2 separate regions of the Mus musculus genome follow, and region 2 is linked to region 1. A link is a loop called in an ENCODE intact Hi-C map of the cell type or tissue named here. Cell type or tissue: left cerebral cortex. All regions are shown on one strand.

The links. Peaks named below come from ENCODE experiments on the same cell type or tissue, not always from the same donor. Only the 100,000 strongest peaks of a DNase experiment are listed, where the experiment ranks them.
Region 2: it touches region 1 in a loop (2.1-fold over the local background); 1 of 42 quality-filtered maps calls a loop at or near these places.

The regions. Positions count from the first base shown.
Region 1 is chr7:34,770,265-34,778,264 of GRCm38, reverse strand. The region is part of intron 1 of Chst8 (carbohydrate sulfotransferase 8); the gene reads left to right. Among named protein-coding and RNA genes, the nearest start is that of Gm38987, 38 kb to the left of the region's middle. In left cerebral cortex, no CTCF peak of the experiment used is centred here; a DNase peak (open chromatin) is centred at 4,049; H3K4me3 peaks cover 625 bases; H3K27ac peaks cover 494 bases.
Region 2 is chr7:34,715,453-34,723,452 of GRCm38, reverse strand. The region is part of intron 2 of Chst8 (carbohydrate sulfotransferase 8); the gene reads left to right. Among named protein-coding and RNA genes, the nearest start is that of Gm12781, 60 kb to the right of the region's middle. In left cerebral cortex, a CTCF peak has its summit at 3,658 (motif pointing right); DNase peaks (open chromatin) are centred at 720, 2,296 and 3,662.

The DNA of each region.
Region 1 (8,000 bases):
GAGAACACGTCCCTATCCGGGTCATTTATTTGAACTCTTGGTCCCTCAGCTGATGGGGGTATTTTGGAAAGCTTCAGGCAGGGCTGAGCTGGAAGAAATGAGGGATGGAGATGGAGGGAGCTCTGTGCTCCGGCCTGCCAAGCCTGTGGAGTCTAAGCTGTGCGCACCTGTCTCCATGAACACCATTTCCCCCCCAGCCTCCACCTCACCCGCCGGTAACTCTCTGAAACTGAACCATACAAATCCCTCTTCCCTTAGGTTGCTGCTGTTGATGCAGAGTGGGTACTATTTTGGGGAAAAGGAGGGCTGTTTATGCTAAACATAATGATGAATCTGGTGTGTGTGTGTGTGGGGGTGGTCATTGGAATCTTCTGGACAGCTAAGAAGCATTTAGTATGTCTGCTTGTGCCACCTGGGCAAGAGATCCAAGAGCTAGTCTGTAAAGAGGAATGTGTTTTGAATTAGTTTATTTTATGTGCACGAGTGTTTTGCTTGCATGTATGTCTGCGCACTGTGTGTGTCCCTGTTAATGGCAGTTGTAAGTCACCTGACGGGGGGGGGGGGTGCTGGGAATCAAACCCAAGTCCTCTGCAAGAACAAGTGCTCCTAACCACTGAGCCATCTCTCCAGCCCCAAGATTTATTTTGTTTTTGGCTGTGTGTGTGTGTGTGTGTGTGTGTGTGTGTATGTATGCATGTCTATATTTGAATATGTGCACATGTAAGTGCAGGTGCCCACAGAGACCAGAAGAGGGCATCATCTGGAGCCGAAATGACAGGTGGTAACCTGACATGGTGCTAGGAGCCAAACTCCTCTGATCCACTGAAAGGGCAGTGAGCACTCTTAACCTTGGAGCTGTCTCTCCACACACAGACAGACAGACACACACATACACACACACACATACACACTACATATATATTATATACATGTAATTAATTTATGGCTAAAGCCCACATATGCAACAAAAGCCACAACTGTATGTCCTCTGCATTCCTATTTGTAAGGACCCGTATAGATCGAAGTCCAGGAAGGATTCTGCCAATGGTCCCTGTGGAGTGGATTGAGGTGGGCGTAACCTTCAAAGGAATCTTCCCTGCAATCGACTTGCTCAAAGGCTTTCCGTGTGGGACTGTTTTATCTGTGTGCTCGTGTATGGATTTGTGATTGGGAATCGGTACGACTTACCCTCAGCTTCTGGCATTTTGCTTTTGTTTCTTTGAGTGTGTTGAATGGCTCACCCAAAGTTTAACAGGCAACCCTAAAACTTAATTGACAGGTAATTTATGAAGAAATTGTATCTGTAATTTAGGCCATAGGTCAAAAATTCTCTGCAAGGTGCTGAAGCAAAATCTTGGGCTTTGAGACAGCAGGTCTCCCCTGAATCTGCTTGGCTGGCATACTGCAGCATGAGGGCAGCCCTGGATGGAGCGGGGAACATGTGGGTGTGGCTCTGTTCCAGTTCCAGTTTATTTGCAGGGCTGGAGGCGTGACTCCATGGTAGAGTGCTGGCCGAGCATATATACAAGGCCCTAGGTTCAAGCCTAAGGGCCCAGTCCTACAGAAAGCAAATATGAACATTAAAGTTTAGTCAAGGAAACAGGTGGCTGGCAAGTTTGATCCATGGGCCATCATTTGTGGGTTCCTGGTTTGACTGATCTGGACATAGAGGGGTATAATGATACAGGGACGTGGGAAGTAGGTTGGTTATGGCAGGCTTTTAATGCAAATGGTTTTGCTGAAGAGCAGCAATAGAACTTAAATTTATTTATCATTATTATTTATAGGATCATTTTTATATGTTGTTATTATTAGATTTATTTTATTTTATGTGTTTGAGTGTTTTGCTTGCATGTATGTCTCTATCATATGTGTGCCTGGTGCTCTCCGAGGCCAGAAGAGGACACTGAATCCCCTGGAATAGGAGCTCCAAATGGTTGTGAGCCGTCATGTGGGTGCTGAGAGCTGAACCCAGGTCATGTGGAAGAACAGCCCTTATTAATATTTTTGATATGGATATGCATGTGTGTCTTTGAGGACTGGCTCCTCGATGCCTCTGGAGGCAGAGAGAGCCTCTGGGAGGGACCTTGGCAACTCTTTTGGCAAGTTTGAGGAGTTTGCATCGTCTGACTGGCACTCAGAATACAGAGATAAAACAAGGCTCAATGGGAGTGTCTCGCAGAGCCCAAGGGGAGCCTCAGAACTCAGACTGGAGCAGACCTCCTCCTCTCAGGTTTTGGAAGAGGCCTGTGGCTGAAGGCATCCCCGGCCTCCTTGGTACTGTCAGGAACTGCTATGCTTCACTCGGCTTTCCCGAGGATCACGTGTGAGCTGGTGGCTCAGAGGGCTGATATCGAGGCAGCGTGGGCTGCAGAACAAGGAGAGGTCATTAGCATGGGACTGTGTAATGTTAATTACATGTTAATTAGTCACATGACTGTAGATAGGCCACTTGGCCTAAACAAATGACACATAACACGGGACTAGGAAACTCAGGGGCCTCCTTCCTCCACATCCACCGAAGCCTATCAGGCTGTGTATGAGGGAGCACGCGTGTGCACCTGCGAATGGGTGAATACACTGGTTAGCTTCTCACCGCTGTGACCAAAATACTCAACAGAGACATTTCACAGAGTTAGATATTTATTCTGGTTTGCAGTTTCAGAGTTCAGTCCACCGTGACAGGGAAGGTCTGGCAGGGGACTCAGTTCACATTAGGTGGCCCCAGGGTGCCAAAAGTGGCCCCAGGGATCAACTGCCTCCCACTAGTTCCCACCCCGTAAGGTTCTGCTACCCACCACAATAGTGCCTTAGGCCGGGAACCGTCTTTCAAATATGAGCCTGTGGGAGACGTTGTTTCATATTTGAATCCTTAACAGTGAGGAAACAGAGGGCTCCAGCGGTCTCACTCTGTCGTCCCTGAGAGAATCCTCTCTGCCTGGTGTCACTGGAGTTCACTGGATTAGAAGGAAGGTAGCTCTTAGCAGTTCATGAAGACAGGAGAGGGTTGTATTGACAAGAACAGGGTCACTGTAGATAAAAAAGGGAAGAGAGTTTAGGAAGTGGGAGGGGCTGAGGCAGGAGGCTGCAAGCATTGGCAGAGGTAAGGAGGGGCGGGCATGGAAGTTCTCAATCACCAATCAGGTCAGAGCGGGGGGCGGGGGCTCCATACAGGGCCCCTCACATTATCTTGGTGAGGTTTGAAGACAGACTTAATTAGAAGTTGATGGTTACAGGATATTCTTGTGCAAATATCTGGAAGATGCCAAAAGCCAGCCTGACAGGCCAGGTGCTTCTTACGGTGGCTGTGCACCTGTGTTTGGCACACTGGCTGGCACAGGTCAGTACGGAGAGCGTCATCTGGCCTTGAATAACAGTGTTTGTGGGTGGAGATACTAAGAGACTGTGTACCTTTCTGTCCACGGAGACCAGTGGTCAGCCGCAAGTAGACATCACCTGCTGCAGATAGCATATGAGTGCTTTTCTTGTTCATGGGGGGGGGGGGGGGGAAAACCACCTGGAAGAAGCAATGGGGGGGGGCAATTTATTTTTGGCTCACTGCTTTGAGAAGACACAGCCCATGGCAGTGGGAAGCATGCTCATTGCTGGGCCAGCAGCAGCGCGAGGCCACAGTTTACGTCGTATCTGACGTCAAGGAGCAGAGAGCTCAGACTTGGCTAATTACTTAGAAGCCCCCTGACCCTGCATCCAAACGGTCTCACCTCAGACACTTTGCCACCACCTGGAAACTGTCCCAACACTTGAGCCCCTGGGGAACTGTCTGCACTCAAACCCTAATACCCAGGGACCCTTTTCTTGGACCCAAGACTGGCTATTATAGGAAGGACATTGGAAAAAGCAGCAGAGGAGAAAGGCTTAATGTATCCCCTGAGCAGAATTCCTCCCCTGCAGGAAATCGGATCCAATTCACACCCTCACCCAGCCCCACGAGAACGGGCTGGCGCTGGCTGTGTTTGGTAACATCGCAGCAAACGGCCACCTTGTCTCTATTTTGGTTCCCGCCACTGCTTCTTCTTTCTGCACCTTTTCCAAAGTGTTCTTTCCTCCTGGAAGGCTCCAGTGCCAAGCACCCCCAGCTCCTTCCCGTTTTGGTAAATTAGGGAACAAATGGTGCCAAGTTGTTCTCGGCTCTTTCACGAGATGATTCGTAACCAGCTTATTTTCCTTTCCTCCATTGAGTGAACGCATTAAAACTAAAATTAAATCATTACCCGCAGCACACACGACAATCCCCTTCATAATTACATCCTCTTAATTGGCATCCGAGAGCCTGGCTCATTTATAGTTCTTGCTGCAAAATGTCTCAGCCACGTTGGTTTATTTTTTAATTTATTTTTGAAGGTTTAAAGGTCAACAAGAATATCTTACCTTAATTTGACAAGCGTGCGAGAAATGATGCTAGACTCATTTATGTTCAGGTAATGTACAAAGGGATCTATAAATCAAGTGGGGTGGGGGTGGGGTGGGATATTAGACGACGCCATATCGGAGCCATCTGCCTCCGTTCTCAGAAAAAATCGATACCACAGAGAAAGCACGGAAGATGTACTGATTCATGCCCCTGTGTCAGGGGAGAGATGTTGGCCATTTTTAGTGACACTTCATATCCTAAAACAACAGGGGGGGGGGGGCTGATGGGGATGGATGAGAGTGACCACAGCCTCCCTTATAGATGTCAAAGAGAAGGTCTTGTGTGTGTTCAAGAAAGGGAGACACTGAGGTCCCCTCCTCCCTGTGACTCTGCCTTCTCTAATGTGGTCTCTGCAAAAGCTGCTGCACATACTACCATGGTGTGGAAGGGAATTGAATAGACTGCGTCGCAGTGATTGTTGCCAGGGGACAAAGGCTCCTGCCTGGGGATCCCGGTTTTTCCATTCGGTGTGTGCCTCTCCAAACCTTGCCTTCCTTTGGGGGCCTTCATTGACCATCTTCAGAGCTGGGCTTAGAGAGAACCTGCAGGCTCCACCAAGATGGGTGTTTGGCTTGGTCCACTGAAACAGGAAGAGGTGAGGTGAGGCGGCTTTGTGGGGCTGCAAGGATGCTTCTGTGCAAGTAGAGTTTGGAAAAATATCAGTGAAATTATTGCACCTTTCCCCCCAGGTATGGTTGCAGGGTGTTGCACAGTTTTGCAGGAGGAGGAGGAGCCAGATCAGAGGACCCCACATGACAGTGTATCAGGGTTACTGAGGAAAGAGGAGATTAGCTGAAGAAGATATTTATTATATAGTTATATAGTATATATTAGTTATATATAACATAATTTATATATGTTATATATAGAATATATAATTTATATATGTTATATATAGAATATATAATTTATATGTTATATATAGAATATATAATTTATTTATGTCATATATAGAATATATAATTTATTTATGTCATATATAGAATATATATTAGTTATGTTAGTTATGTGTATATAACTAATATATATTATATAATTATAGCTGGGGATACTTTGTTGCAGGGATAAAAATTATATTTTTGCAGCCAAACGATGATAGGAAGCAGAGCTTTTCACCACTTCCCTGTATGAGGCTCTGATTTGGGGATTTTGAGGACTTGTCTCATGACACCCTTCTCATGAGCTGTCACTGTGCATTTATAGGCATCATTCTTCCTATTACATGTCATAAAGGTCTTTTCTCTTTCATCATGAAGAAGTGCTTTGAGGAAAGGTCCGGGTTTGGGTTTTGTTGTTGTTATTGTTTTCTTTATTTCTTTTTTTTTTTGGTTTTTTTTTTGGTTTTTTTTTTTTTTTTTTTTTTTTTGCAACAGAGTGGAATTCAGGAAGTTTGTTTGTGTGGTGTCTCCAGTGTTTAACTTCCATGATCTTTAAGGCAGTCTGCCGGCTAAGTTATAGCTGGGATTCTGAGGGCCTGTGAGGCTGCAGAGGCAGAGACCCACATGCTGATGACTGCATGGCAGGCAACCCAACTCAGATGCATTCGGCTATCCCAGCCCGCTTTAGTTAAGAGTTTTATTGCTGTGAAGAGATGCCATGACTGTGGCAACTCTTATAAGGAAACACTTGACTGGGTCAGGCTTGCAGTTCAGAAGTTCAGTCCATTATCATCATGGCAGCAGACATGGTGGCACACAGGCAGACATGGTGCTGGAGAAGGAGCTGAGAGTTCTGCATCTGGGTCAGCAGGCAGGAAGAGAGTGAGACACTGGGTCTGGCTTGAACATCTGAGACCTCAAAGTCCACACATCAGTGACACACTTCCTCCAACAAGGCCACGCCCACCTCCTAATAGTGCTACTCCCTACAGGCCCATGGGAGCCATTTCATTCAGACCATCACAGAACCCAGTAGAGATCAATGCTTGCCCCGTTGCGTATCCCTCTGGCTTGCCTCAAAGGTCCTCAATAGTGTCCTCAATTCATATGCCAGCAGCAACACTCTTGCTTTTGATTTCTTTGTCACTTTTAGGGACATGTGAAGATGACGCAGGAGGCTCCTGTTATGGAGGGGAAGCAAAGTCCTTGTAATCCTTGAAGGCACAGATCCTCACCTTCTCGGAAGAACTCCATGAAACGCACACTAAGAACTGCCACATTACACAGATAACCCTGAGATGTTGTTATTATTAATTATTATTATTATTACATTTAGTTTCTGGAAAGGGACCGTGTGCCATGTGTGCTCATGTGGGTCCTGTGGGGTTGAATTCATAGCCTCAGGCTTGGCAGCAAGCCTTTTACCTGATGAGCCATCTTCTCCGGGTGTGGTGGCACACACCTTTACTGCCAGCACTCAGGAGGCAGGGGTAAGCCAGTCTCCAGGGTCAAGGCCAGTCTGTTCTACATACATAGGGAATTGCAGGCCAGACAGAGCTACATAACCAGAAAGAAAGAAAAGAAGGAAGGGAGGGAGGGAGGGAGGAAGAAAAGAAGGATCAAACAAATAAACAAACAAACAGAGACTGCATCTGAGGAGCCATGCAACCAACCCAGAAACCCAGAGGACATTTTTTTTTTTTGCACCCAACTAGCAATTAAGTGAAAGTGGCAGGCTTTAAATTTAACCAAAGGTCAAATCTATTATTTGGCTATTAATTGTGATGACTAGATAAGAAGGGAAACCACATACAAGCTCCCGGCTGTGTGATATATCATTAAGGATGGTTCTTTTCTAGGAAGGCTGAGGGGCAAAGGCAGAGGAAGAATAACCATAGGATTATTCAAGCGACAGCCATTAAGTTATATGTTTCAAAGTCTCTAGTAGAGGGGAATCTTGAATATTCCCAGCACAGACGACAAATACACGAGGTGATGGATATGCTAATTGCCCTGGATTGATCATTACACGTTGCACACATGTATTTAAATGTCACATTGTACCCCCATCAATATGTGCAAGCTATGTGTCAATTCCAAATTGAAAAGACACAGGCACCAGAGAGATGGCTCGCTTGGTGAAGTGCATGCCATGCAACCGTGAGGACCTGAGTTCGGGCCCCAGAACCTGGGTGAACATGCTGGGTGACAGTATGTGCTGTGAGCCCAGCACTGAGCAGGCAGAGACAGAGAGACTGCGGGGCTCACCAGCCAGCTGGGCTTGTCTGATTTAAGAGCTCTAAGCCAATGAGAGGCCCTGGCTCAAGAAGATGGACAGTGTTCCTGAAGACGACACCTGACTTTATCCTCTGGCCCCTGCATGCATGCATAGGCACACACCCATATTCTCACATGCATGACTGTTCCCTGAGTATACACGTACACACACACACACACACACACACACACACACACACACGTGCTCATAAAAAATTAAATCTTTAACGGAAGAAATTTTGTTTTCGTAGGTCTTGGAGACTCCCTTTATGTGTATGAACCGGAGCGGAATTTCTTCAAGTTGAATTGAAAAGCAATATTGCCTTTCCTTTATGAGTATTGCAACAATGCCAAGACAAGACTTGCGTGTGTGTGTGTGTGTGTGTGTTTGCATGTACAGACACAGGAGAAAT
Region 2 (8,000 bases), 55 kb after region 1:
GATCCCTAGAGCTGGAGTTATGTGTGGTTGTGAGCCATATGGTGGGTACTGGAATCAAACTCGGGTCCTCTTGAAGAGAAATGCATGCATGCTCTTGATGGCTGAACCATTCCTCCAGCTCCTTCCAGTGACTTTACATGGTCTTTACTGTGCATCTAAATCCTATCTTTCTCTTCTTATAAAGACAACAGCCATATGGGATCCACTCTCTACCTCCATCTTGTCTCCTTAAGAAAGTCTGGGAGGGTTGGACTTCAACACAGTGAGTTAGGGGGAGCCTACAACTGAGTTCAGAACAGGTTTACAACCTCCAGCCTTGGGAAAGGTCTCCGTGTGTACATGCTGCAAAGGGAGCCTGGGTTCTGACCGCTCCACCTGAAGGCTTCTAGTTAACTCTCATTTCAGTGTACCTCCTCCCCTCCCCCACTCCATCCAATCCTGGAGCCTGCTTGTCCTCTGTGCACTCTTCTGAGGCAGATCTGAGGGGAAAAAAATCACTCAGAGTCTCAAGCTCAAGTCCCTTCCTCCCAGCCCCCCTCCTGCTCCTTTCAAGTCCTCTCCCTCCACTGTGGGCTTCGTCCTGCTTCCACATGCACCCCATGAGCTTGGCCAACGTGTTACTCTCATCCGTGGAAGCTGTTCCCACCCCTGGTCCTCTTTCCGCCTTCCAGAAATGTGTTGGAATCTGTCATCTGCCGCCATCCCCCACTAGTGCTGTTTGTCACCGTGGGCTGCTATCTGTTTCATTCTTTGCTGCCGTTACACTGTGATCTTAGAGGGAAGCTGAGATAAATGTATATGTTCTGTGTTTACCCAGAAGCCTTCTCGGGAAGAGGTAAAAGCTGCAGGCTGCAGAGGAGGGCGAGAAAGCTACACACCCAGGCCAACCCCCAGCTCTTAAATCCCTGCTGGATCCCGTGGGGCCTGGGACACTTAGTGGGGAGAGACAGCACCTCCCGATCTGGGCCTGAACACCTCTCTGGGGTTCCCGAATGCCAAGTGCACCCTGCCCTCAGTTCTGGCTCTGCGGGCTACCTGCTCGTCTAGACTTCAGCTGGGGGTTGGAGGGGAGTCTAATTACCCAGGTTCCACTGCTTCCCTTCCCTCCCCAGCCTCAAGTTTCCAAGATGTACCCAGTCTCCCCTCACCAGTCCCACCAATGACATCATAGGTGTGGCTTTCTACAGTGAGACGCCAGTGTCTGCCACCTCCCAAATGAAATGTGTTTTCCAAACTGTGGCTGACATTGATAAATGTTTTTAAAAGTCGTTTACACTTCCCCTGATATAAGGCGGATTCCTTTTGTCAGCTGGGAGAAGGTCAGGTGGGAAACCCTTGACATACTACAGAACTGTCCTCAGGCCAGAGCGGATGGCCAGGCTGGGGTTGAATCTTGCCCATTAGTCACCTGTCTGTAAGGCACAGGGCACCCGTGAGACAACAGGAACTGGCTGTGTGGCTAAAGCAAGATCACATATGTTGGTTCTCACTCAGGCTTCCCTGTGTCTCTCCTTTCCGAGGCCTTAGTGCCCTTTCAAGGAAAGTGTGCATTGTGTCCAAGGATCCGCCCCCCACTTGAGGCTCCTGCTTCTGTGGCTGGAGCTCCCTGGCTATTGTTCTCTGGGGAAATGAGTGAGATAGGAGTGCTTTTGAAAGAGCCTTACAGCCAGGCGTGGTGGCGCATGCTTGACATTCCAGTACTCCAGAGGCTGGGCATGGAGGATGGAGAGGCTGGCCTAAGCTACATAACAAGTTCAAAGCCTGCCCCAGCTGTCCCCCCCAGAAATGAAAGATTGTGTAAGTGTGTGTGTGTGTGTGTGTGTGTGTGTGTGTGTGTGTGTGTGTACACTGGGGAGAGAGAGGGAGAGAGAGAGAGGTGGGGGAGGAGGGAGAGGAAAAGAGAGGGAGAGAATGTTCCCTGTATTGGATGACAATCCCAGGAATGTGACAGGATTCCAGGAGACAGGACTGGGGGAGGGGGTCACCTGGAGACACTGGACTAGCCTTAGGGCTGCACTTTGTACTTGCCTCCAGAGGCTGGGGAGGAAGGAAGGTAGAGGACCGCAAGGTGCCCAGCCCCAGGTTTGTCAAGCAGTCAGGAGCTGAGGAGCCTTGTTCAGCAGAATGGGCAAGGGTGAACAAGCCTCATATGGCAAGGATGGGGCTGGAGCCACTTGCTGTGGCTACCAAAGGAAAAACTGCAGCAAGCCTGGGTTTCACACTCCGTGGAGGACATCATGTGACAGTCACTGTGTATCAGACTCCTGCGTGCTGCTCCAGTCAAAGAAAGGAGATGTTCTGCCTTGTGACAGTGCCACCATTGATGGCCACACATCATCTCGTTGGCTGCTGTTTAAGATGGGAGGTCTCAGGCCACAAAGGAGACTCCTGGCTCAGCTCCCCCTGACAGCCATTCTTATTGTGAGTGATTCTGTTTTCACTGTGGCAGCTGGCTCTAGGAAAGGCCTGGCAGCCCCTGCTGTGAAGCCCTGAAACTCCACAGCCAGACCCTCCGTACTAGAGAGCTCCTGTCCATCAGAAGAGGCAGAGGGGCACAGGAAGTTCCTAATGCCTGGGGGAGGAACTAAAAGGACCATCTGGGCCTGATCATGCACACACTACCTATCCTTGTGTATACAGACTCATGCCATATATTCATATACCACACACATACATATACAGCACATACATACATACCACCCATATACACACAATCCACATACACCACACACATGCACCATTCACTACATACATACACATATATATCATTAGAAGCTGCACAAATACTCCATACATATAGCACCTATCCACAATAAACACATATATACATGCACGCCACATACATGTACATACCACCTGCATACAATGAACACATAGACACCACACACCATTCATTCCCACAAATACACATATACTACCTATTGCAACATACACACATATGTACATATCATCCATACACAGCACATACAATTTATGCACAGAGCACACATCATATCATACATGTGTCACCCATACACACTCAGGTATATGCCATGATGTATACCATATGTGTATACATCTACACACATATATACATACCTAACACACCATATCTGTACAAAAAAATACATGTATAGACAAATCACATACACTTTCTGTTGGCTTCTTTTGACTTGCAGAAATTACCCAGTCAAAGTGTTCATGGCAAAGCCAGAAAGAAACAGAGGCAGGAACAAATCAGACAGAGGCAAGCAGTGATGGGGCACCAGGCCTCTCTGCCTTACCCCTCAGCTCATTCCCTACAGTGGTAGAGAGCAGAATCAAGGAACTGGGGCTGGCATCTGAGAGGCATCTCCTCCACAGTGGTCATGTCCATCATGGCCCAGATCAGAGTGGCTGCTGTCACTGGCCCATCTGGGAGCCATCGAGGACTGGTGCCCTGGCTCTCTCACCCTGGATGGGCATGGTCTGATCAGAGACACTTGCTGCACCTGTAGCCATCCCCAGGTTCAATGCAAGTTGATCCTTGAGCCACATATTCACAAAGAAAAGCATTGTGGGACATGGCAGGGCTCAGTGGAAAGGCTGCCAGTCTCTGGACACCCTTTCTGAGTTTGGGCCTGTTCTAACGTTCATACAGTGATATGTCCAGTGGTGTATTTGCCTTCAGGCCAGCAGAGGGCGCCCTGAGCCAGCTCATGACACTTTTGTTGCCCTGGCCTCTGATGGTTCTTGGGACAGGACCCAGGTCTCTTCTGTCTTTCTACTCCAAGCTTCCTTCGTATCATATGCCGGGTGTTTGTTGAATGGACAGAGGAATGGTGGACAAATAGACAGAAGGACAGTGGGTAAGTTAGCAGATGGAACGGTGGGTGGATGGATGGATAGATGGATAGGTGGGTGGATGATGGGATGGATGGATGGATGGATGGATGGATGGATGGATGGATGGATAGATGGATGGGTGGGTGGGTAGCAGATAGATGGATGGATGATGGGTAGGTGGATGGATGGATGGATGGATGGGTAGTATAAGGAATGAATAAGGGAAGTTCTGTGGTCACTTATTAGACTTAAGCCATTATCCTTCGTATGGACCAATTTCTCCTGGGAATCAGGTGGGGAGCTTAGCGCCTCCAAATCTGATGGTTTCCTGAGGCTCTTACCCTAGCACCCCTGGGGGCTTGTCACCAGGTTTTCTGTGCCTCTGCCCTTCTCATCATCTTATTCCCTCATGTTACCCCTCCCCCTTCAACAAGGCCTGGGAATTTATGATTGCTAACATGGTCTAGAAGGGACCTGGCTGGAGACATTTCCAGAGGAAATAAGTATTGGGCATCCTAGCATAAGTATCTCCGAGCTCAGCCCCTAGCTTCAGGAGGCAGGGGTGACCTGGGAGAAGAACCCCTGCAACCCTCACCCCCGCTTCATGTTCTTCAGCTAATCACGGCTCAGCCCATGTGTGGCTGCTGATCTGAATGCACTAAGTGGATCAATATCTCAGCAGCCTTTTGCTGAGAGCAGGGGGGAGAGGGAGGGCTGCATCCCTCAAGCACTGACTGACAGCTAATCATTTTTCACCCCGTGTTCACCCTGCTGAGTATCAGCGTGGCTCCGCTCCCAGAAGGCACCAGCGAAGTTTCCTAAGCCACACTCCCGCTGCCAAGTCTAGGGTGCTGCCCTGGCTCGTGTTTTCTACATGTGATCCTGGAGTGACTGAGGCGGCACTCAGTATCCTCAGGAGTAAGCAGATCTGTCTATTTCTGTTTTTCTGTCTGCCTGTCTGTGTGTGTGTGTGTGTGTGTGTGTGTGTGTGTGTGTGTGTGTGTGTGTATTTGTGTGTGTGTAGACTTCTGAAGGCTGAATGCCCAGCCTTTGGAGCATGCCATGATCCCTCCTGTATTCATGTGTGCTCATCTGAATGTTTTCATTCAAGATGGCCTACACACAAGCTATGAAAAGCATTTACCTGTGCACTTTGCGTGTGTGTGTGTGTGTGTGTGTGTGTGTGTGTGTGTGTGTGTGCATGTAAAAGACCTGTATTTGTCATCCTGGTGTGACACTGCAGCACCCTTGGGGGTCCTGAGTCATCTCTCTAGGAGGTGGCATGTCTTCCAGGCTATCCTAATCTAGAACACTCCCCTGTTGATCTCACCTGAGGTGGGTAGTTCTGCACCTACCTGTTGTCCTTTCTGCTGGAGAAAGTATGTTCCTAACCGGGGAGGACCTGGGCTGGATGGGAGCATTTCTTCACAAGGAACAGCATCAAGGAGAGCCACATTCAGGTATCATCTCTGTGTCCCCAGAACCTGACTGCTTCAAACCCAAATGTCCCTCTCCTCAGGAGGGTTGGCCCTGGCATTCCCAAGGTTTCTCAATTCTCACCCATATTAGCACATTTGATCCAAATCCTTTGACATAGACCAAGCAAGTTGGTCCAGCTGTGTTCTGCATCCTATGTCCGTCTTGGTGTATGATGTCACCAATTCAGTTGATAAGAGTCCTGAGGAAGTAAATGCTGACATGCATGGAGGTGGGCAAGCTAGGAACAGAAGCTGTAGGTGGGTACCTCCCTCCCTAGTATTTTGCTTGGTTTACTGGGTACTGTGCCAGGACCTGGGTAACCCGCAACTTTATATGGATGCTGGCAGCAGCCGTGCGTGGGTGAAGCAAACCACTCTGACCTCAGACTGCATCCCTGGCTGGGCTTTGCTGGCTGGCTTTAGGAATCCAGAGCCTTCCTAGACTCTGTGCAGATCCAGTCCACCCTCTCCGTGTTGGGCTTGTCTTTTCTTGACAGACGCTGCCCCAAGGCCATAGCTGAGTCCTGTCCCTTAATCCTGTGCACTCTCTCAGAAGAAAGGGGAGGTACAAAGAGAGCAGAAGACAGCCAGTCCCTACCCACTGGGGCCAGAAACAGCATGGGAGGGGGTCTTGCTTTCCCAATGACTCCTTTATTCTAAAGGAGGACACCTGCGTTCCCCATGGGGCACAGACAGGCGAGCAGTGAGCTTCTATCCTGCAAAGTGTGGCTGCGGGGCGGCCCTAGGCAGGCAGACAGCTCTTCCAAATCTCCATGAATAATTGAAGACACCTTAAAATGTGTGGCGGCAGCCTCCAGGAAGCCCTTCCCCCACCGTGTGTGGCTGCAAGTCTTGCTGCTGCTGGTGGGTGGGCTCCTCTCCGCCAGGGGCGGCTCCAGAGCCAGGCAGAGGTCAGAGCTGGACAAAGCGGCTGAGCCCTGACTCCTGCTGTCTCCTTTCCCACCTCACTATTCTCTGCCCATCCTTGGAGCATCCAGGGCAGGGTAGGCTCAGCCAGAAAGACCTACTCCAGGCAGCAGGTGTAAGGCTCCTAAGCCAGGTAACACAGAGAGGCCTGCTTTGTGAGGACAGGGACAGAAGTGTATCTGGGGAGCCCACCCTTTCTGCGGTTGTCCCCTGGGCATGACCCAGCTAGAGACGGTGTGCAGAGAAGTGGGGGGTTCTTGCAATTCCCTGAAGAAGTGTCATGGGGTATGATGGAAACCCCAGGAGGAGGTGGTGACTTTCCAATGCTCCAGGAGAGTATCTGCCGGGCCCAGCTCCCATCAGGAGACCTGCTTGGCTCTGGTTACACAAAAGATGTATGGGAAAGTATTGTCATAATGGATATAGGTGTGTGTGCACGTGGTGTATAGTATGTCGGGGAGGGGAGGCTCACAAGCTATGTGGCTGTGTGTAATGGTGGAGCCCAACGGAGTCTCCAAGCCTTTGAAACTGAGCCGGGTTAGGAAAACTCTCTTTCCATTTAGTTCCAGGCTGACAAACCCACCCACCCACCCACCCACACATACTCAGCTTCTGGGGTTCCTTGTACCTGAGTCTGCCACAACTGTTGGGGGCTCTTTCAATTTTCCCAGTAATGAAATTGGCAAAAGCAAAAACTAAAACACAGTTATGTGTGTAATTTAGCGACACATGCCTGTTATCCCAGCACTGAGGAGGCGAGGGCTAGCCTGGGCCACACATTGAGACCACATCTCAAAAGCTCTCTCTCTCTCTCTCTCTCTCTCTCTCTCTCTCTCTCTCTCTCTCTCTCTCTCTGTGTGTGTGTGTGTGTGTGTGTGTGTGTGTGTGTGTTTGGTCCCTGATGTGGCCTGAGACCACATCTCAAAAGCTCTCTCTCTCTCTCTCTCTCTCTCTCTCTCTCTCTCTCTCTCTCTCTCTCTGTGTGTGTGTGTGTGTGTGTGTGTGTGTGTGTGTGTGTGTGTGTGTGTGTGTTTGGTCCCTGATGTGGCCCAGGGTCCCTGCCGTGTCACTGTGGCCCCAGAAACAGCACCTCTAGACGTTTTCCCCATAGCTACAACTTTAGCCTAGGGAGCCCCTATTTCCTTGTCACCATCTATCCCTGATGTCACTAAGAGGATGGTTTTCTTGACTCCCCAGTACCTCCAGAGACCTCCTCTAGGGGAGTCTTGAAAACCTGGGTTAGATGGGAGACTCTGGGGACCTAAACTCAGGTGATAAGCAGGTGAGCTGGGAGAATGGCACCTCAGAGCCCATCCGCACTCTCTGTCAGTGTGGTCCGGTCCAGGGTCTGTTCACGGGGTGCAATTTGAGCACAGGGAACCCGGAGGATGCAGCCAATCAGGCTCTGTCCTGGAGGTAGTCCTCTCTCTTCTGACCTAGTGGGAAGCAGCCAGGATGAAGTCTGATGGTCACTTGCTGTAGCCGGGACTCCTTGCATTCTTGGTGGCCAGTTGAGATTGAGTTTGTTCTCCCCTGAGGCTGGGCGCACTGTGCTCTGGCACTGAGCCCTTTCGGTGTGAGGGTCCCCTGAATGTATCCCACAGTTGGAGTCTCCTTACAGTACTTGGTATTCTTCAAACCACTGCTCATAGGCTGGCTTTATGTTCTTGGCAAGGGAAAAAACTAGGTACCTCAAACATCCCGTTCCAGAGGTCCTCCATCTGCTGGCTCCCAAACCAGGCTCACAACTTGTGCTGCCATGGCAGGCTAGACCAGGCTCCCATGGTGCTC